Linked DNA regions of Homo sapiens: region 1 is linked to region 2. Evidence: read pairs that join two places in POLR2A ChIA-PET (ENCODE). Cell type or tissue: PC-3. All regions are shown on one strand. Links, peaks and the distances in the headings refer to the core of each region. The heading gives the core; the rest is flanking DNA. Region 1 has its middle 68 kb from the start of LINC02343. Region 2 overlaps LINC02343 (long intergenic non-protein coding RNA 2343).

Evidence for each region. Peaks named below come from ENCODE experiments on the same cell type or tissue, not always from the same donor. Only the 100,000 strongest peaks of a DNase experiment are listed, where the experiment ranks them.
Region 1: POLR2A ChIA-PET joins it to region 2 with 12 read pairs; 2 of 35 experiments call an interaction of 5 or more read pairs at or near these places.

The regions. Positions count from the first base shown.
Region 1 is chr13:34,273,908-34,285,620 of GRCh38, forward strand. No RefSeq gene overlaps it. Among named protein-coding and RNA genes, the nearest start is that of LINC02343, 68 kb to the right of the region's middle. In PC-3, for the core only: no CTCF peak of the experiment used is centred there; no DNase peak of the experiment used is centred there.
Region 2 is chr13:34,462,491-34,474,203 of GRCh38, forward strand. The region is part of intron 2 of LINC02343 (long intergenic non-protein coding RNA 2343); the gene reads left to right. All of the region lies in intron 2 of LINC00457 (long intergenic non-protein coding RNA 457), which reads right to left. Among named protein-coding and RNA genes, the nearest start is that of LINC02343, 120 kb to the left of the region's middle. In PC-3, for the core only: a CTCF peak has its summit at 4,627; DNase peaks (open chromatin) are centred at 6,941 and 7,291; H3K27ac peaks cover 4,120 bases.

The DNA of each region.
Region 1 (11,713 bases), core at 2,347-10,346, 190 kb before region 2:
ACCTCAATTAAAAATCAATAAAGAACATAAACAGGCAATTCATAAAGAAATGGGAACAGCCAATAAGCGTTATTTCTGAAAGTTCAGCATTGCTAGAACTAAAGGATATATACACTAAAACCATTATATGCTATAATTTGCATCTGAAAAAAATTTTAAATGTTTTCAAATAATATTTTCTAGTGCTGGTAAGTGCAGGAAAATGGACATTCTTGTACATTTCTGGTTGTAGTTATGGACACAAGAAGAAAAGGGCAATTGTCTTCCCCTAATATTTCACATGAGCTTTAAATATTTGCTAAATCAATGAATTCATTAATAAAAGTATTTTTAAAGAATGAGGATATAAAAACTAATTTGAGCTTCATAAAAATTAACTTATAACAGACCCATTGTGTGAAACAGTACATAAGATTCTTGATATATCTTGTGTAATCTTTGCAATGAGGAGGGGACGATTTTTCTTTTTTTTTTTCTGGAGGCAGGGTCTTGCTCTGTTGCCCAGGCTGGAGTGCGGTGGTGCAATCTCAGTTCATGGCAACCTCTGCCTCCTAGGCTCAGGTGATCCACCTCAGCCTCTCAAGTAGCTAGAATTACAGGCGTGTACCACCATAGCCAGGTAATTTTTGTATTTTTTTTTTTTTGTACAGACTGGGTTTCAGCATGTTGCCCAGGCTGGTCTCAAACTCCTGGGCTCAAGCGATCCACCCAGCTTGGGCTCCCAAAGTGCTGGGATTACAGGCGTGAGAGACCATGTCCATCCAAGGAGATGATTTTTCACCCACTGGAATTCCTCTCACGGAAAGCACAGCTCATTTGTGTATTTGCTTCTTTCTTAACTGCTTTTACATTAAATACTCACATAACTGGTCACAAAATATAATCATTAAACTCATCTGATGAGGCATTTTCTCGTTTTTAACCTTGAAGTGAACAGCAGGCATATAGAAAGTGAGATAGAAATAAAGAGCAGTCGCAACAGTGATCAGAGACTGACAGGGCTCTTATTAATATCAACCAATCTCACACAATGATGAACCTGAGATTTTTTTTTTTTTCTTAACCAGTGAAAGAGGCCGGCGCAGTGGCTCACGCCTGAAATCCTAGCACTTTGGGAGGCTGAAGAGGGCAGATCACTTGCAAAAGTAAGGAGTTTAAAAGCAGTTTAGCCAACATGGTGAAACCCTGTCTCTACTAAAAATACAAAAAAATTAGGGCTGGGCTTAGTGGTTCACACCTGTAATCCCAGCACTTTGGGAGGCCGAGGTGGGCAGATCAGCTGAAGTCAGGAGACCAGCCTGGCCAACATGGCGAAACCCAGTCTCCATTAAAAATAGAAAAATTAGCCAGATGTGGTGGCATGCACCTGTAATCCCAGTTACTCTGGAGGCTGGGGCAGGATAATCGCTTGGATCCGGGAGGCAGAGGTTGCAGTGAGCCAAGATTGTGCCACTGCACTTCAGCCTGGGCGACAGAGCAAAACTTGGTCAAAAAAAAAAAAAACAAAAAAAAACAGAAAAAAATTAGCCAGGTGTGGCAGCAGGTGCCTGTGATCCCAGGTACTCAGGAGGCTGAGGCAGGATAATCGTTTGAATGGTGGAGGCAGAGATTGCAGTGAGCCGAGATCTTGCCACTGCACTCCAGCCTGGGTGACAAAATGAGAAAATGAAAGAAAGAAAAGAAAAAAGAAAGAAAGAGAAGGAAAGAAAGAAAGAAAGAAAGAAAGAAAGAAAGAAAGAAAGAAAGAAAGAAAGAAAGAAAAGAAAGGAAGAAAGAAAGAGAAAGAAAGAAAACAGTGAAAGAACTGAGCTTCCCATGAGACAACGTAAGAGCACAGTATGAGAGTGTGGAGTCTGAGGCGGAAAGACTGTGAGGACATGACCTGGGAATTCTCAGAAATCGTGGGAAGGAGTTTGGGATTTTAACAGCCCTGGATAATTATCCAGATCCTCAATGCCACAATAACAAAGACTGCATTTTGTAATCTTAACATTTTTATTATTCTTGTTTTTCATTTGGTGTGCACTTTTTTTTTTTTGCATCTAAATAATATTCTTTACCTTGAAAAGTACAAACTGGCAAGGGCAAACATTTACGCAGGAAATATTTCCTGCAGAGCATTTTATGATCCACTTACATTACTAGATGCATTTTCCATTTTTCTATATAAAGATTTCATTTAGCACCCTAAGCCTACTTCCATTTCTTAATACTCCCCCGTGTTTAATGCTTGGCCTCCTTAGCTCATTGGTTGGCTGTGGTTTGTTTTGTTTTGTTTTAACAAATTGGAACCCAAGTCCTAGATCCTAGTGCTTGCAGTTTGATGCCATAGTGGCCTCATACTGTGGGGTGGAGTGAATGCTTATTGGCTTTCCATCAAGCTACAGTTAGCCACCAACCCCCATACACACCCCAACTGATTACCTAGGAGGGTGTAAACTCTGAGGTTAATTAGACACCATTCACCTGGGAATAATTACCAAGTCAGGTGACCTTATAAACAATTCACAACCTTCATTCATTGGTGGGACTCAAAATGCACTATTTGGTTTCTCATAGGTTAATTCAGTCCCTTGATTCTTAAAATCCTTCATGGTTAGTTTGTAAATTAATCAAACTTCAAGGTCACTTTCCATTTATCTTTGTTGATTTCATAGAATATTTGATTACCTGAAGTTGTTCAAAGACCTAAAAAGACTTATGAATACTAGGTGTTTTGAATAAGATAATAATGGCAAAGAAAGGTGCAATTTCTGTAGGGAAAAAAGCCATAGTCATACATTTTTTAATAAAAAAAAATTTGTTTTTTAATTGAAGAAAAAGAGTGACTATCCCAGAATTAAAAAGGCCTTGAAAGAGCCTAGCCAAACCTGAACTGTCAGAATAGTTCTCAAGCAGACTTTGTTTAATTTATAAGTTTGTAAATTATATCGCTGCCCCTGCCTTTTCTTTCAAGGCCACAGTCAATGCCTATAAGATAAGAATCATAAGTTCCCACAGAGAATCACAAGCAACCAGAGACCTTTGGGGATCTCTTTCCTTTCTGAGGCCAGAGTCTCTGTGTGCTTAAGGGAGGGGACAGGACGGGTTTGTGGAGCCGCCAGAGGTAGCCTCTTGCTTGCTATATTTCACCTGACATGTTGTAGATGTAAAACCATAACTGTTCCTCCTCCAGTAAGACAGTCCATTTGCTCAGTTTCTAACAAATATATTTTCCCACTTTGTAGCATTTATCATCCTTATTCCACAATGTTTTATAATAATTGTACCCCAGGCTGTATAGATAACCTGAATAAAATATGTTAGTTTGACAATCTTTAAAATTATGACTTTCAGATGACACATGTGTGTGCACATATCCTAGCATCTTACAGAAATAGGCCTCGATGCAGAGAAGCAAAGTGTCTGAATGGGACAAAAAGGAACTTTTGACTTTAATTTCTTTATACACTGGTTCTTGCTCAGAGTGCTACATGTGTACACATAGGCCACTGGGCAGTACAGAATTCTCTTTTCTGGTCCTCCAGACATAATGAGGCTTGCCTGAGTTCTAGAATGAAGACAGTTATGACCACATTTACCCATTCATTTAGTTTTCATTCAGTTCTTCATGGCATATTTATTGAGCACTTACTTTGTGTCAGGCAGGATGGAAAGTACAGGGGACATAGAAAAGATCATGGAGGATGAGAAGGATAAGGCATCTTCCGTAGCAGAGTTTACATGTCTATATAGGAGTCAGACAATTCAAAAGTGTGGAAATAAATAGCCAAGAATAATTAAGCTTATAGTAAGGAGTAAGAAAGAGAGTTCTAAGGCAAAGGGTATCTTGGATGGGTGGAGGGTCAGAAAAAGCCTTTCCAAAGAAATGGTATTAAAGCTGAGACCTGAAGAATTAAAGAAATAAAGGAGCCAGTCACACAATTCTAACATATATTAGTAGCAGAACTCTTTTTAAAAATGAAATCATTAGTAGAATACCACTCAAAAGCAAGTAAAATAGACTTGCTCTGATGGAAGCTATTTAGGGCTTCTGCTCTGCTCACTCAGCCTCTCTTAACCAAACCCAAGGAGGCCCTGGATATTCTTGGAGACCTTTTTCTAGTATCAGGATGAGCTGTCTCAATAAATAATCCTCAAAAAATAATCCAGGGCTTCGTGGAACGTGGTTTGAAAACCACTGGCCTGGGTGAAGCCAGTAGGAAATTGCTTTATGCTGTCCTGCCCTGATAATCAGATACAAAGATAAGTACCTTTCACTCAGCAGTTGAGCCTGCGTTCAGCACCGACACAGATTTTAATCTTTCCCTTTTATGTCCTGAAAGTTTAGATACACAAAGCACCATTGCTATGTTCTTTGTCTAAAGCTTCAGTGATCAGTAACCTAGCTAAAATGCTTTGGATACTTTAATTAACATGAGATCATTAATGATAATAATAAATGCCTCTTAATTGTATCTAAATATAGTAAGCCTTAGTTAAATACTGAGAGGATAAGCACTTCCCTTGGACATCTCCTTTTGGACATAGTGGAAGAGGGCTTCACTTCCATACCCTCTGCCGTTTGTTTAATCATTCCCATTTTGCACTGCATAAGGCAAACATAAGCAATTTGTACTTTTGAGTAGTCAACATGTTTTCTTTTCTTATTTTAATTTCATTAACATACGCCAAAGAACGAAATACTTCAAAAATATAGTACTTAATTTAGGCTGGTTGTTGTTTTTGTTAATTTGTTATGGCAGGAGTATCCAAGCATAAAGAAAGGATAATTTAATCAATTCACTCACACAAGGTTTAAGAAGCAGTATTTGTCTTTGTGAACTATCTAGCCAATTACCTTACACTGCCATTTAAATAGTGATTCACAAACAAACATCTAGATTTTTCTTATGGAATCCAGCCAAACTACATTTCCTTTGCACTGAAAAATTTTTAAAGTCATGAATGATTAAAGTCCATCAACTACGTGATAACTAAGGATGCACAATTTTTCTTCAGGATCACTGGAATTTAAATAAGACAGACTGCTTTAGTAAACCGATTATAAAAAGATCATAAAAAGCATCTCCTTTCAAATGTCATAAAGAGCTAATGTTCCCCTGGTGAAATCCAAATAAATGTAAGCTATTTTCAGCTTTGATCTCTGGTTTTATTTTACTAGAACTCTATTTTAGAAGTTTGTGCCTAGCATTTTTAGCACCAAGTTGCCAGTCACTATATCATATCTGCAACATAGAAGAGAATGCAGTGAATTGAATCACTATCCCACTTGATAAATACTCAAGGTCAAAGAGACTTAGGAAGGGAAAATAGTGTGTAGTGGGTTGTTAGAAAGAAATGGAAGAATAAAACAGACTTTTAATAAGCAGGAGATGCAGGAATGTATTAATAGATATATTCCAGTTCATCTCTTGATTTATACCTCTATCATTCTGGTCAATGAAATTCAATGATTAGAGGAGGTCAAAGTGCCTGACTGAGTTTATATTTGGACTTCACCATTTAAAAGTTCTATGACCTTGGAAAAATTCCCTTAATTTCTTTAAGCTTCTTTTTTATCATCTATAAAATGGTCATTAGACAGTCTACATCACAACACTTTTGTGAGAATTAAGTCACATAATTCTACTTAGAGTACTGTATCAGTTCATTCTCACACTGTTACAAAGACACACCTGAGACTAGGTAATTTATAAAGAAAACAGGTTTAATTGGCTTATAGTTCTACAGGTTGTTCAGGCTTCTGCTTCTGGGGAGGCCTCAAAAAACTTACAATCATGGTGGAAGGCAAGGGGGAAGCAGTCACATCTTCACATGGCTGGCGGGAGAGAAAGAGTGAATGGGGAAGTGCTCACACTTTCAAACAACCAGATCTTGTGAGAACTCTATCATAAGACAGCACTATGGGGATGGTGCTAAACCATTAGAAACCACCCCCATGATTCAATCATCTCCCACCAGGCCCCTCCTCCAACACTGGGGATTACAATTGGACATGAGATTTGGGTGGGGACACAGAGCCAAACCATATCAAGTACTTAGCACCACATAATAATCTGTCTTAATGTATGCTTACTGTTATTATAAAACAATCATGAAGGTTTATTATATGACAGCTACTGGCATAAGACAGGTTCTGGGGATACAGAAATGAGTAAAAAAGTCTATGTTTTCAAAGGATTGCCAATTTCAAAGCATCTGGAGCACTACATAGGATGGGATAACAGGTATCCCCAGCCATGCCAAAATCCTATTTGGAGATTCACACCCTCTCCACCATCCCTGTGGTGTTTTCAGGGGACACAGAAATGACCTGGAAGCTGAACATCAGCTGGACTGGTAACATTTATTTTCTTGTCATGTAAGCTGCTGCATCTTTCATCTGAAGTTTACTCTTCTAATTTAGAAGTTTTATTTGGGGTGGAACCTCACAGGGAAGTAAATTAAGCATTTTTGTTGTTGTTGTTTTGCTATGTTGGATTGACAAACTGACAAACTGACACAGGGGGTGTAATAGCACCTTTCCTATTCTCCTTCTTATTTATTCTCTCCCATTTCCTTCTAAGAAGGACATTTTATTGATCCTTTCCCTGAAAATCTTGGACACTGTGATGGTTGTTACAGGATGGTTTTAGGCAGCTGGGGTCCCAGAGGTTGAGTCATGCTTTGCAGTGTAGAGTTTAAGACTGACCCTCCTTTAGGTCTTTCTTCAAGTTTCTGACAAAAACGTCCACCTGATAGTTCTTCCTGCCTTGGTTACATTTTCAAAGATATTGATTTGTCTCAATAAACAATCCACCAAAATTAATAGATTTGATCAGGCAAATGGGAAGTGACTGATAGTCAAAATCCATCTTTTCCCTGTTATCATGAGGTTGCCCTATAAAGACCCAGAGTTAAGTGAATTCCTCTCTCGAGGGCTTCCATTCTTCTGGTCATTTCTGGCTGTGGCCTGCTGCTCCTGCAGGGTCCTGGAACTTGCTCATGCCTCACTTCTTGGAGCTTTGCCTATTCTCTTCCTTATGGCAATGTAGATATGGAAATCAGTCTTTTCCTCATTTCCCTCAAAAATTACTCATCCAAGATATTTTGTGTATTGCCAATTTTACTAAAGATTTAGGATACAAACTTGAATTGAGCTACAGAAATGCAAAAAAAAAAATCAGTGTTAGTCTTCCCTTTAAAAAAGATTTCCTGATTGTTTACACTAAATGGGTTGTAGGATGTGGCCATATTAGTTGGCTTGCTCTCTCCTTTCTGTTTTGTAAACCTGCAAAAATATACACTCATGTCATTTATTATTCAGGCAATGCAACTTTCTTAAATCCTACCAGCAAAGTAGTATTTTGCCCTTAAGTCTCAGCGTTGTGCTCTGCTAAACAATAGATCATCTATACTCGGTGGGGAAAAGAACAATATAAAGATTTATTTGTCATTTGATAAGAATTATGTCACCCTCTTCTTTGAAAGTAGAAGCAGCTCTAGTCAGTTTGGATTTTTAATATTGTCCCCCTTTTTAACACTTAGTGTTCAGCGGCTATTATTTTGAACTAATTTTGAGCCTCAAGAAAATGTTAACTCATTTATGGATTTTACAATTGATTGTCCACAGTATTGGGTAGTTGAAAAAAAACTACGTTTATTCCTAAATAAATAAATATAATCTCAGTTCAATGCTTTGTTTCTGTTTTTGTTTTTAGTAGACTTGCTGGAGTCCAATTCTAGATCCTCTGCACATTAGATGTCCAATCTGGGATAAGATATTTATCCTCTGAGAGATTCAGTTTCCATATCATTGATGAGGATATTAGTAACACCTGGGTTTGTCATGACGATTAAATGAAGTAACATACCTGGGTGGCGTAGATGTTCAACACACTAAGAGATGAATAACACACAAGACTTTAGAGTTGTGATCTGCATTGTGCCAGTGAGGTAGCCTGTGTTAGCTCTTGGTGTTTCTCCACCTCCAAAGCACTGACAGCTACACCAACAATCTACATGTAAGCAGAAGAGCCTTAGGAATCTTCTGGAAAATGGCTCCTTTCCACTAAAATGAGATGCAATTAAGTGGAAAGTTCAGTTCACCTAGGAGTTCACTCACAGAGATTTCCTTCTCACAGAGATTTTCACCATCCTCACAATTCAGAATATTTCTTATAACCATACTGCCTGAGAACCCTTCACGTGGACTCACTTGCTCAGATACAAATGAACAAAAACCAGAAACTTTTCCCAACTCTCCTACTGCACTCACTTTGCAGCAGGCAATGGTGACACATTCAGTCCCTATCCCCAATTTGACCATTGTTCCCTAATTTTCATTTTCCCAATGAGAGCCCATCACCCTTCTCATCAACTCCTGTTTCAAACTTAAGTGGCATGTTATTCTAAGAAACTCCAAAAGGAACTTTTGAGACTTCAGTGCCCAGGTCAGGACAGATGTCCTATTAAGTTAAAACTTACAATTCCTGGTCTACCTCAATAGAATTACATAATCTTTCATTAATTCACCAGGAAAATGCATCAGCAGAGCTCATTAATTTCTAAAGTTAAATTCACAGGGGGAAAAATTTAAGGTACAGTTTGCTCATGAATTTCTAATGACCTCTATTATTTATGTAAGAAGAGAAATAGGATCAGGTGGCAAGTAAGCATTTTTGTAGAAACGATAGGATTGGGATATAATTCCCTATGAAATCCAACTAAAAATTCCAAAGATAGAAAACTCCTAGAGTTAAGAATTATTGTTTTGAGGGTTCCTTTGGAGTTAATTTCCAATTTTATTCCACTGTTGTCTGAGAGAGTACTTGATATAATTTCAGTTTTCTTAAATTTATTGAGACTTGTTTTGTGACCTATCATATGGTCTATCTTGGTGAAAGTTCCATGTGCTGATGAAAAAAATGTATATTTTTCAGCTGTTGGGTAGAATGTCCTGTAAATATCTGTTATATCCATTTGTTCCTGGGTATAGTTCAAGACCATTGTTTCTTTTTTGAATTTCTGTCTTGATGATCTGTCTAGTGCTGTCAGTGGAGTATTGAAGTCCCCCACTATTATTGTGTTGCCAGCTCTCTCATTTCTTAGGTCTAGTAATAATTGATTTATAAATTTATATATATATATATATATATATATATATATATATATATATATTTATTTAGGATTGTGATATTTTCCTTTTAGATTGTTCCTTTTATCATTACATAATGTCCCTCTTTGTATTTTTAAAATTATTGTTGCCTTAAAGTCTGTTTTGTCTGATACAAGAACAGCTATTCCTAATCACTTTTGGTTTTCATTTGCATAGAATATCATTTTCTACTTCTTTACCTTAAGTTTATGTGAGTCCTTATGCATTAGGTGAGTCTCTTAAAGACAGCAGATACTTGGTTGGTGGATTTTTATCCATTCTGCCATTCTGTAACTTTTAAGTGGAGCATTTAGGCCATTTACATTCAACATTAGTATTGAGATGTGAGGTACTGTTTTATTCATCATGCTAGTTGTTGCCTGAATACCTTGGTTTTTTAAATTTTGTGTTACCATTTTATAGGCTTTGTGAGATTTATGTTTTAGGGTGGCCCTATTTTGGTGTATGCTGAGGTTTTGTTTCAAGATTTAGAGCTCCTTTTAGCATTTCTTGTAGTGCTGGCTTCGTAGTGGCAAATTCTCTCAGCATTTATTTGTCTGAAAGACTTTGTATCTTCTTGATTTATGAAGCTTAGTTTTGCTGGATATAAAATTTTGAGCTGGCAATTATTTTGTTTGAGGAGACTAAAGACAGAGCCCCAATCCCTTCTAGCTTGTAGGGTTTCTGCTGAGAAATCTGCTGTTAATCTAAGAGGTTTTCTTTTATAGGTTACCTGATGGTTTTACCTCACAGCTCTTAAGATTATTTTCTTCCTCTTGACTTTAGATAACCTGATGACTATGTGCCTGGGTGATGATCTTTTTTGTGTTGGATTGCTCAAGCGGTCTTTGAGCTTCTTGTATTTGGATGTCTAGCTCTCCAGCAAGGCCAGGGAAGTTTTCCTTGATTATTCCCTCAAACATGTTTTCCAAATTTTTAGATTTATCTTCTTCCTTAGGAATACCAATTAGTCTTAAGTATGGCTGTCTAACATGATCCCAAATTTATTGGAGGCTTCATTCATTATTTGATTCTTTTTTCTTTGTCTTTGTCAGATTGGGTTAATTCGAATGCCTTGTCTTTGAGCTCTGAAGTTCTTTCTTCTACTTGTTTCATTCTATTGCTGAAACTTTCAGTGCATCTTGTATTTCTCTAAGTGTGTTGTTAATTTCCAAAAATTGTGATTGTTTTATTTTTATGATATTTATTTCTCTGGAGCATTTTTCAGCTATATTCACCAAAGCAAGACTAAGCAAAAAGAACAAATCTGGAGGCATCACATTACCTGACTTCAAACTATACTACAAGGCTATAGTTACCAAAACAGCATGATACTGGTATAAAACTAAGCAAATAAACCAATGGAACAGAATAGAAACCCAAAAATATAGCCAAATACTTACAGCCAACTGATCTTCAACAAAGCAAACAAAAACATGAGGTGGAGAAAGAATATCCTATTTAACAAATGGTGCTGGGATAATTGGCAAGCCACATGTAGAAGAATGTAGCTGGATCCCCATCTCTCACCTTATACAAAAATCAACTCAAGATATCAAAGACTTAAATCTAAGACGTGAAACCATAAAATTTCTAGAGGATAACTTTGGAAAAACTCTTCTAGACATTGGCTTAGGTAAAGAGTTCATGACTAAGAACCCAAAAGCAAATGCAATGAAAACAAAGACAAATAGATTGGACCTGATTAAACTAAAAAGTTTCTGCACAGCAAAAGAAATACTAAGCAGAGTAAACAGACAACCCACAGAGTGGGAGAAAATCTTCACAAACTATGCCTCTAACAAAGGACTAATATCCAGAATCTACAAGGAACTTAAACAAATCATGAAAAAAACAATCCTATCAAACAAGAAAAAAAAATCCTATAAAAAAATGGGCTAAGAACATGAATAGACAATTCTCAAAAGAAGATATACAAATGGCCAACAAACATATGAAAAAATGTGCAACATCACTAATTATCAGAGAAATGCAAATCAAAACCACAATGAGATATCACCTTACTCCCGCAAGAATGACCATAATTTTAAAATAAAAATAAAAAAAAACCAGATGTTGCTGTGGATGCAGTGAAAAGGGGACACTTTTACACTGCTGCTGGGAATGTAAACTAGTACAACCACTATGGAAAACAGTATGGAGATTCCTTAAAGAAGTAAATATAACTGCCATTTTACCCAGCAATCCCACTACTGGGTATCTACTCAAAGGAAAAGAAGTTATAATAAGAAAAAGACACTCGCACGCACAAGTTAATAGCAGCACAATTCATAATTGCAAAAATATGGAACCAACCTACATGCCCATCAACCAATGATTGGATAAAAATGTGATATATATATATATATATATATATATATATATATATATATAAAATATATATATATTTACATACACACACACATATATACATATATATGCACACACATATATACAGTGATATATACAGTAGTATTCATATATATACATATATATATATATATAATGGAATACTACTCGGCCATAAAAAGGAACAACATATTGTCATTTGCAGCAACCTGGAGGGAGTTGGAG
Region 2 (11,713 bases), core at 2,521-10,520:
ATGATAGTAATTTCAGTCTGCGTGATTAGAGAAGGTAGAGATCTGTGGTCCAGCAAGGTACTGTAGGCTCCTTAAACAGATCACATTTTGTCTTACGTGTATTTCTAGCTCTAATAAAGTTAATTCACATTGCTTGTGGGTTCTCTATAATTATATTATTCAGATTTGTTTTTTGAAATATAAATTTTCCATGATGTTAGTAAAATAAAGAGTTTTTCTTAAAAGCCAACTTAGGAGTTTGAAACAGCATATTCAGAGCTTAGTGCCACAAAATCAAAAGAGGGAAAAAAAATTGCCTAATGAAGTAAAGAGTCTAGGTATGATCTCAGTCATACCTGGGCTCTGTACCTGGCAGGGCATAAACCTTCAAAATTTGAATGCTGAACAGCTAGTTGTGAGTTCCTTTAAAAGTCAGTACAGGGGCAGGCGACCTTTGGGGAGTGGCGTCTGTGAGTCAGTCATTTGGAAGTTGGAACATATTCCCCATGGAAACAATATCCCACATAGTGACTAAGTCCCCATGCCAATTCCTCAATGCTTATTTAACCCAAAATGCACTTGAATCTTATCTCTGGAGGTTATTTGGGTGAAAGGAAGACAAGGGAACAGAGAAAATGGACTTCCTCTGGTTTTCCTGGCTCAGAGCTCTCTTACAACTTTTGAAAAAGGACAAAATTGGCCAGGCACGGTGGCTCATGACTGCAATCCCAGTATTTCAGGAGGCAGAGGTGGGCGGATAGCTTTAGTTCAGGAGTTGGAGACCAGCCTGAGCAAAGTAGTGAAACCATGTATTTACCAAAAATACAAAAACTTAGCTGGGTGTAATGGCGCACATCTATGATTCCAGCTACTTGGGAAGCTGAGGTGGGAAGATTGCTTAAGCCTGGGAGGCAGAGGTTGCAGTGAGCTGAGATTGTACCACTGCACTCCAGCCTGGGTGACAGAGTGAGATACTGTCAAAAAAAAAAAAAAAAGAAAAAGAGAGAGAGAAAGAAAGACAGAAGAAAGAAAGAAAGGGAGAGAGAAAGAGAAAGAAAAGAGAGAAAGAAAAAGGAAGAAAGAAAGAAAGAAAAAGAAAGAAAGAAAGAAAGAAGAAAGAAAGAGAGAAAGAAAGGACAAATTTGGCTTCAGCCTCATCTCACCTTCCTCCCTTCAGCTGTTTCCTACCTTTCAGATTTCCTCCCAAAGACCTACCTCTCAAAGCAGGGCACCCACAGTCACTCCACACCCACCACCTACTGCTCCATCAGAGCCTGCACCCCGAGGTCTCTCTGTGATCATAGGACCTGCCCCTGCTCAGAGCTGCCCCTCACAGATGCTCAGGATGGGCACAATTTGCCCAACTACTTCACATGACTATGGGACTAGCCCATCACATACCATCACCCTGCCAGGAGCTTAGACCGTCGAAACAGGTTGGTTTTACACAAAGAGGTGTTAACATAAGAGTATTTGTTAACGTATTACATAAGCTGAGGAAGTATCCCAGGGCCTGACACACTTGAGGTGACCACCCCTATAGAGTAGACCATATTGTGGATATATTGCACTGCAGTGATGCACAGATTTCCAAACACCAAGAGAGAGAGATCAATTAGAGTCGTTTTTTCAGCTCCTAATTCCCTATCAAATGGCAGGTCGTTTAGGGCAGATTGGTTTTCCAGAACTCTGTCCTCTGTATCAGCTCCCCTGAGATGACTCAACTCTCCATGGTTTCTTTACTTATGAAATTACACACGTCTTTTTTAAAAGAAACAAAGGTTGGATGTGTTTTCCCTGCCTCCTATGGTTGTGCCAAGGGCCTCTGCTAGAAGGAAGAAAAGACAGACAGAGCAGGCCTGGACAGCAGTTGTCACCTGGACACATGGATGATTGGTCATTGGGGACTGATTATTGAATATATAAAATAAAAATCTGGCTGAGTATAACTTTTGTTTTAGGCAAAAATATGAACTTCTTTATTTACCAAAATATTTAAGTCATAAAAAAACCAGACTTTTTGCATTAAATGCAGTGATTAATGTTCTGTCCTCCTCTAAGTCAGCACAATGAATGACTACATTTGCTTCTTGAATGTAGGAGCCCCCCAGTCCTGTTGACTCCCATCTCTTTCTTCCCCACCTCTAGGACCTAGAGCAGGACTTTGAGGACAAAAGGTGTTCAATAAGTGGTCTTATTAAAAGTCAGTTTACCAAAACTCCTACTTTCTTCTCTAAAAGCCACTAAATATATCCAAGGGTGGAAAGAAACTGCAGATAACCAACGACAAGGCCTTTTTTTCCCTCTTAAGTGTGGTCTTTGGACCAAAACCAATTGTGAATCAAAACCAAGCACATTTCTGACTCCCACTACAGATGAGGTAGATAATGTCAGCTGGGAGCAGGTGGGAAGGGTCGCAGCCCAGCACTGTCATCTGAGCCCGTTACTCCAATGAGCCTGTTAGAATGCTACAATCCAGCATCTTAGAAGGCTGCATATCCTTGCAGATAGGGGAGGAACAAAAAAGAATAAAAGGGGCCATATGGAGCCAGGAGCTTGCCCCCTGGATCAGCAGTTCAGGATGGGCATGAGAGCACTCTGGGTGCCTGGAAAATAGGCTGTGCCTGGCAGTCAGGGAGCACCCTAAAGGAGGACTGAACTGCTGAAGCACAAGACAGACGCAGGAGGCAGCAGGCAAGGCCCTGGAGAGGAAGCCACTAAGTCACCAGGAACCCTCAGTGTTGAATCAGCAACTGCAGTTCCTTAGAACATTCCAGAAGTGTCCTTCTCTCTCTAAGACGAAAGATACCTCCCACCCACCTCCACACTCTCCCTAAGTTTCAAGGCTCTCTCTGTTATTGTGTGGATGATAAATTTGGCATTAAATGAAAGTACTGTTATTAGATGTGTATTGAGCACTCATGTTCCTGCCTTATCCTTCTTTCATTATTTATGAAAGATGAGGAAAGCTCCAACCTGTCTCTCTGAGATAAGAAGGGTGAGATAAGAGGTGGGAGATCTCAAACAAGAGCCTGGTCAGCCACAGCCACGGCAGTGACAAGATGCTCCAGAGGAAAGTGGAACCCAGGGCTCTGGACTACATCAGCATCACTGCCCACCTGAGGCTCTCCTATCAGCCCTGTGATGGTTAATACTGTCAACTTGGTTGGATCAAAAGATGCAAAGTATTGTTCCTGGGTGTGTCTGTGAGGGTGTTGCCAAAGGAGATTAACATTTGAATTAGTGGATTGGGAGAGGCAGACCCATGTTTAATCTGGTTGGGCACTATCTAATCAGCTGCCAGCATGGCCAGAATAAAGCAGGCAGGAGAAGATGGAAGAGCAGACCCACTGAGTCTTCTGGCTTTCACCTTTCTTTCCATGCTGGATGCTTCCTGCCTTCAAACATCAGACTCCAAGGTCTTGAGCTTTTGGACTTACACCAGTGGTTTGCCAGGGGCTCTTGGGCATTCAGCCACAGACTAAAAGGCTGACCTGTTGGTTTCCCTACTTTTGAGGTTCTGGGATTTGGACTGGCTTCCTTGCTTCTCAGCTTGCAGACAGCCTATTGTGGGACCTCACCTTGTGAATGTGTGAGTCAATACTCCTTAATAAACTCCCCTTCATATATACATCTATCCTATTAGTTCTGTCCTTCAACAAAACCCTAATACAAGCCCCACCCTGGAATTTGTTTTACAAAGGAGATATCTTTCCTTACAGTCTTCTCCTGCTTGGTTATTGGTCTAGTGTGGATATTTGCCTTCTTGTGTTTTTGAGACATGATCAAATGACTGGATGGATAATGTGTGTGTATTTTTATTGATGAGGAACCTCACACATAAGAAAAGAAACCTGATAAAGTCAAGCCAGGAAAAGCGCAGAACATGGCATTTGCTCCTAAAGAAGGCCCTCATGAAGTAGCTTTAAACAAACTTTGCTTCCTTCAAGAAACCACCTTCTCTAGAGAATACCTGTTGGAGAGATTAAGTATCACTTGCCCCATGAATTTCAGCGTGATTCATTCGGCAAGCATTACTGAGTGCCTGTTATGTGCAGGGCTCTCTACTAGGCATGGGTAGACAGTGAGTGAAACTAGACACAGTCTTTGCCTCCCAATTTTAAGAAAATGCCTCCTGATTGGTAAAAATCTGGAGACCTCTCCTCCTTTGGCCCCTGGAAGGGAATATGATATTCCTAATAAAGACATTGTCTTTCCTATGAGACACTTCATAATTTGCTCAGGAGGGGAGCTCAGATTTACACTAGAAGAGAAACTGTGAGGTCTCCAGTGAGTTTGGGGTAACTGTGAAATGAATCATTGCCAGTTGGTCTGTGGGAAGATCAATTCCCATACAAAGCACCAAACAGAAATTCTGGAGCCAACTGACATCTGCACTTTATTCCTCCTCTCAGTAGCATCACCATTCAAGTGGCTGTTACACTTTTTATTCTCCACCTGCTTTTGGTGATTTTACTGAAGGTGAACAAGCTTGAGGAACCACCTGAAGAAAGAAGGAAACCTGCCCTTCTGAGCTAGTCTTTTAGATAGCAGCACTGAGCAGCGCAGATTGACGGGATCAAAGCTGTTGGGGTCAACTGCAACTACTGGTTCTGCTGTTGTCTGGTCTATTCACTCACCCCTTCTAGACTAATTTCTGGAGACTTTAGCAACTCGTTTTTCAACAAAATGCAGATGACTTCATTTTACTTTGCCTTAAGCTTTATATAACCTAATACTTAATATGCGCTGAGTAATTCTACTGTACCCCATCAAAAAGCAGTCTGCAAACATCCCAGAATATCACGTCACTTTGACTTGGATCATAATAACCTATTAACCCTCTTACTGAAATCTCAGTTTTGTGAAAACTTGTATTCTAGAACCCTGTTGAAAGCTACAGAGTTGACCCAAATACCCTCAGCAAGGCTTTTTATATTTTATATTTGGCTTTCAATAGCTGGAAATGCCACAGCTTCACTTCAGGTTGGTTTTAGGGTTGTTTAGCTGCTGTCCTTTCCTCTAACACCTAACTCATTATCTTAAAAGCCTAGAAGAGTTAAATCATAAAGTCTGATTGTTCAGGGCACCTTAAATGGTCAGAGTACGGAGCTTTCAGCAAAACCTTGGGGATTTTTCCAATAGCAGCCAACCATAGCTGTACAAACACATTGTAATGAAACTTGACTGTGTCTTGCTGTCAAACAAGTATATGTAGGTATAGCACTGAAAAACTTGTTTGAAAGTCTATGTCCCTGGGGCTCTTGGAGGAAGGCTGTCTTCTTTTGCTGCCTATACTTCGGGGAACTGAAGTCAAAAGCACAAAACAACATAGTCAGTTTGTCTCTGGGAATGCCTAGCCCAGTGCAGTGTTGCCTTGTTACAAGTTCCTATGACATTTACCATTCCCTCGTGACAAGGGGCCCTCACCTTCATTGTAGGACATCCCTCTACTGACTCATAAGGTATAATATTAGAAACCTTTTCTGCTGGGTTTCTCATGCCTATAATTCCAGCACTTTCAGAGGCCAAGGCAGGAGTATCTCTTGAGCCCAAGAGTTAGACACTAGCCTGGGCAACATGTGAGACCCCATCTTTACTAAAGAAATAAAGAAATAAAAATTAGCCAGGTGGGGCAGCACATGCCTGTGGTCCCAGCTTCTCAGGAGGCAGAGGTGGGAGGATTGTTTGAGCCTGGGCTGTCAAGGCTGCCATGAGCTGTGATCATGCCACTGCACCCCAGCCTGGGTGACAAAGCAAGACTCTGTCAAAAAAAAAAAAAAAAAAGGTCAAAAGAAACCACTTTCTGATATAATACAGACATTTTATTTTCCTGTGAGACCCTTATTTCTGCTGATTCTATAAGATCATTTGAAACAGGTTTGCCCCACTCTGGAGTTTACTTCTTCATATCCATGTTTCCTTTACAGAACCAGAATTATCTTTCTTTTCTTTCAGGAACAAGTTTCTTTGACACACTGTTTTATTTCAAGCTTCTCATTTTTATTCAGTTACTACTTTCATTTGTTTATTCATTCTTTCAGTAAGTGTTTGTTGAAGGTCTGCTAGAAGCCAAAAATCATTCTCGGGCCAAAGATATGGTAGTGAAAAAGACAGACAAGATCCCTGTTCTCATACAGTTTATAGCTTAGGGGATAATAATAGCTAGAATCATTGAGTGCTAAAGACTTTACACTCATTACCTCCTTTAATTCACACACAGTCATATGAGGGAAGCATTAATATCCTTATTTTACAGGTGAGAAAAGTGAAATTCTAAATAGCATGCCCAAGGGACCCCAGCAATCAGGAAGGAATCCGCAACTGAATTTGGATCCACTCACCTCTGCTAGTTATCAAGATCCAAGCAGGGGACCCGGCGTTGCCTGTACCCCACCATCCAAAACTCCTGCTCACACATGTGCCTTTCCCCTTTCCTTTGGCATTACTATCACACATCTCAATTGCCTTTCTTGATTGTCTCAGAGTCTCCCCAGTAATTCCCACTTATACAGAGCAACGGCTATATCTATATTCATGGTTACTTTCAACACATGATTACCAAATGGGAAAACATCTGTAACATAACAGGTTTCCTTTCTGTCTTAATTATGGGCCTAGCAATCAGAGGAACTTTAATATTTAATATCTAAGCAAAATACTTAATGATTACAAAGTGATGTTCCACTTTTGATGTAAAATCAGAGCTGAAGTGAACTCTAAGAAAATCAACTCTATTTGCCTGACACAGAGGCAGGCCAGAGGCTGGAAGAAAGAAGGCATTTAAACTCATTAGAGCTGACCTATATAACCAACTTGGGTCTCAGCTCTGGTTTTTGCTTTGCTTTTGGTTCATGAATTATACAGGCAATTTAACTCATGAAGATAAATGAGGCTTTTCATTGTCAATACCCCTCCACACCCCATGACGCAGATAAGCTGATAAACAGGCTGCTAATTTTATTAACATTTTGCAATGTATGATTCAGTGTTGTTCACTGTAAAAACCAAGCTTCCTTACTTTAAATATTTACCTTCTTGCCCCATTGTGCTTTGCCTCCAGTAAGAGTTGGAGTACTGCCAATATTGTTCTCCCTGTGATAGGTGACAGATTTCAATAATTATCAGAGTATATCACTAAGAGATCTTTTTTTACATTAAAATGAAATACCAGGACTGCCTAACAGATGACAGTTTGAAACTAAGGGGGAACAATTTCTATTTGTAATAAATTATCTTAAAGATCCCTGCCTATGAGTATTTATAGAGGGTCACTAAGAGTAGCTTGACTTTGCCAAACCTGTTTTAAAAGGAGCCACCCCCAAAATTTAATAGCATTTGTGTTTTGCTGGTGTCATCACCGTGTATGGGAGGAAGATTTTGAGATGTCTGGTTAGGCCCTGGAGGATTTGCTCTGCACAGCAGAAAACAATGGAGCCAAAAAAGCGAGCTCTCCCCCCAAAACAATGTCAAATAAATGATGATGACCCCCAGGTTTCCTGGGTGAGAGAAGCTAGAAGGTCAGGGACTGACAAGGCAGCTTCAGATAAAGAGTTGGAACAAAAAGTATGAATAACGTCGGGCTTTAAGAACACATTTTCACATGCCGCTGGCATGCTTTATGTGTTTGTGCACAGCCCTGATGGCTTTACTACTAGGAAACTTATTTACATTTTACCGGGTATCAGGAGACCTGGTTCAGAATATTAGTTTTTTTACCTAACTAGCTAGGTGACCTTCGGCTAAGAAATTAACTTGAGTATGTTTCCTACCATTTCCCAGAGAGAGCTGTTTTAAGGATAAGGTACAATGTGACATAGTGTTTGGCCCACGGAAGTGCCAGTTTGTAGCTTTTTTCTTTACTTACAATTTATTATTGTTGTTCTTATTGCCACTGTCACTTATTTTGGGAGTTAAAGTCATTTATATTATTTTTTTCCAAATAAGGACTATATTCCCCTGGCCCATCTGGCATTAGGCTTGGCCATGTGATTTCTTTGAGCCAATGAAATGTAACTGAAAGTGATGCATGTCGCTTTAGAGTAGAAGTTCTGAGGTCATGCTGCAGTGCTGCCGTTACTCTTTTTCTGCTGCCACAAAGACAGCACATCCCAGATAGGAGGTTCTTTCCATCAGAATACCAGAATGAAGAGTACATACAGAAAAGAGCCATGGTTGACCTGCACCTGACATGTAAAACAACTTAGAACAAAAACCTGTATTGTAAGTCACTAAGAGTTGTTTGTAACTGCAGCAGAACCAAGAATAACTTGGCTCTGATACACCTAATACATACCCTTGATTTACAGGGTTGGGGTAATTTGGAAAGGCAAAGATTTCAGCTATGATCCCACCTGCCTTTAGAGGTTCTACTCCAAGCCTCCCATAGTATTAATATTCGGCGGTTCAGAATCTTGAGGAGGCCATTGTGGCAAAACAATGGAATACCTTCACAAGTTATTTTTATTTCTCAATCACTTCTAATCATCTCCAGCTCACCCCACACTAAAACCCTCATCTATGTTTGCATAGAGCATCTAACTAGAACATCTTCAAGTGCAAAGAGGAATGGATACTAAAAATCCTTAAGACATACTGTTGGGGAAACAATGCCTACGATATAGAAAGAATCTTAAGAAACATGTCTGGCAAATATATAGGAGCAGAAAAAAAAGGGCATTTTCCTCCAGTGAGAAATCTGTGAGGCTTTGTTGAGCCGCCACTGTTCTAAGAGTTGTAGAGAATACAAATGTGATTAAGGTACATGCCCTGTCCTCCACGAGGTTATGGGTGAAGGAAAATAAGATAGTGCACAAATAACCAAAATTCCAAGTGACCGTGATAAGTCCTATAGAAAGATACAAACTGCTATGTGATCACAGAGGAGCAAGGGAGGACCTCCGGCTGAGGTTGGAGAAGGCTCCTAGAAGCAGCTGATCATCGTCCTGTACTTCTGCAGGCTAGATAGCACTTCCGTTATCAGGTATTGGGGTGGAGGAGAATTCCAGGGGAAGAGAACGGCAGAATAAAAGTATAAACAGAAAAAATAAAGTTATTTTCAGGAAATGGTGATCAATTGTTTGATTAGGCAGAGGGTTCATGAGGAAGTAGTGGGAAGCAAGGTTATGACTTGGCTGTGTTAATGCTAAGGTGGGGAAGGCACTGAAAAAACTAAGAAGGGGCAAAGACTTTCTGGGAAGCAATTCTGTGTCCTTGAACAGGGAATGACTCACCTGAACTGCATTCATTCCAAGTTTTACTTAAACAAGAGAATCAAATGCCTTGGCTAAATAGCAAGAATTAGAAGATCTAGTCAAGATGATGGCCCAAGCCCATGTGTTTTACTCCCTCTCTTCCCCAAAATTCCACTAAAATGTCAGTAGTAAAGAAGTACAAGAGGCTGGGCACGGTGGATCACACCTGTAATGCAGCACTTTGGGAGACCCAGGTGGGTGGATTGCTTGAGACCAGTCTGCACAAGATGGTGAAACCCCATCTTTACCAAGAATACAAAAGATTAGCCGAGCATGGTGGCATGCACCTGTGGTCCCAGCTACTCCCAGATACTTGGGAGGCTGACGTGGGAGAATCACTTTAACCTAGAAGGCAGAGGTTGCAGTGAGCTGAGATCGAGCCACTGCACTCCATCCTGGGTGACAGGGTGACTCCATCTCAAAAAAAAAAAAAAAAAAGAAAGAAAGAAAGAAAAGAAAAATGACAAAAGGACAAGAGTAGTACAGGGAATCTATCAACCAGACAGAGATTTTGATAAATTTCTGGAAGATGGCCAGTTGGTAAGATTACATTTATCGATAAGAAAGCATGCAGAAAGTCTCCACTCAGCATCAGAGGTAGTAGCCACTCTTCCCAGTCAGCTCAGCATATTTTTGAAGCTACAAACTGGTAAGTGAAGATGGCAGTGGGCAGCCAGGCAGGGGTCTAGGGGTAACTGAAGGTCTGTCTGTGAAGCAATATCCCACCCCCACCTCTGTTTTCTCAAGCCCCTAACAGCGGTGGAATTTATCACCAGGATAAGACTGGGAACTGATCTATAAAAAGGTTGTTATCTATCAAGGAAGGGCTAGGGGTACTAGCCTGTGGGTTGCTAAGACCCTCTTCATTTCAGAGGAGTAGAATGTAAATACAATTGTTGCTCTGTATCCCAAGCTTGCACAGCTGTGGATTCAACCAACCCTGAATGGAAAATATTTGAAGAAAAAAAAATGGATGGTTGCATCTTTACTGAACATTTAAAAAAATTCCTTTTTCTTGCCATTATCCCCTAAACAATACAGTATAACAACTATTTACAAATGATTTACATTGTATTATAATAATTTAGTGATGATTTAGAGTATACAGAGGATTTACGTAGGTTATAAGCAAACACTATGCTATATTTTATCAGGGACTTGAGTATCCATGGATTTTGGGATCCCAAGGAGGTCCTGGAACTTCCAGGGATATCAAGGGATAACTACACTGGAAACTTTAACAGTGTGAAAGTAATGGAACTGCTATCAGAAGGAATGAATGGAACCATAATTTCCTCTCCTAAGTCGTATCTGCACATACTGTCTAAAGTTGACAGAATAAGACAGGTTGGAGTATGTTTTTTAGACGTATACAGGTAACCAAAATAAGATCCAAACTTTTTTTTTTTTTGAGACAGAGTCTCTCTCTGTCACCCAGGCAGGAGTGCGGTGGTGTGATCTCGGCTCATTGCAAACTCCACCTCCCGAGTTCACACCATTCCCAGGTTCACACAATTCTCCTGCCTCAGCCTCCTGAGTAGCTGGGACTACAGGTGCCCGCCACCGCACCCGGCTAATTTTTTGTATTTTGTTTTAGTAGAGATGGGGTTTCACCATGTTAACCAGGATGGTCTCAATCTCCTGACCTTGTGATCCGCCTGCCTCAGCCTCCCAAAGTGCTGGGATTACAGGTGTGAGCCACTGGGCCCAGCCAGTAAGATCCAAACTTTATAGCACAACTAAGAAAAAGTGAGAAGTGGAAAATGAAATGAAGAGAAGATTAAGTATGCCGAATTCCTCATCTTTCATAATGAGAATTTACTGAATATATTTACATTTTTTAAAGTACAAGAAGTGTTGCTGTAATCATGTAATTTATATATATGGAGGTAGCCACTAGAAGAATAAAACCAGATAAGATTAAATACTGTGGCTTCTGGAGAATAAAGCTTGAGTGGAGTAGGGGACTGTAGAGGTTGAGAGAAAATATTTTTATTTTATTGTATCCTAATCCGTTTGAATTCTTTTTAATGGTTAAATATTTACTATTGAAATTTAGAAGTAGGAAGAAAGAGCATTTGAATTTCACTTCAATGCTCAATTGACAGCATTACTAATGAGTTCTTTGTTGACCCCAAGACTTCTTAAGAAAACTACAAGTATCATGGGTCTACTATGGATTTTTCTTCCTTCTCATGTTTATGGCTCAGCCCCAACAGATATTTCTGATTCCCTTGCCTGACAGAATTTTCTTCCCTTAGAAACAAAAGTGTTTTTTTTTTCTTTTCTACTGTGTGAGCCCTATACTTGGGCATACACATGTCAATTTAATTAGCAGTGTCTAGTTTTACAGTTCCCAGGAGCAACTGGGCCCAACATTATCACATGAGCTCTAGGTATTTTGGACCAGTTCAAAAGAGTCTAAAGAAAATGGCAGCTATTCGGTGTTAAACATGTAGCTGCATATAAAAATTACTATA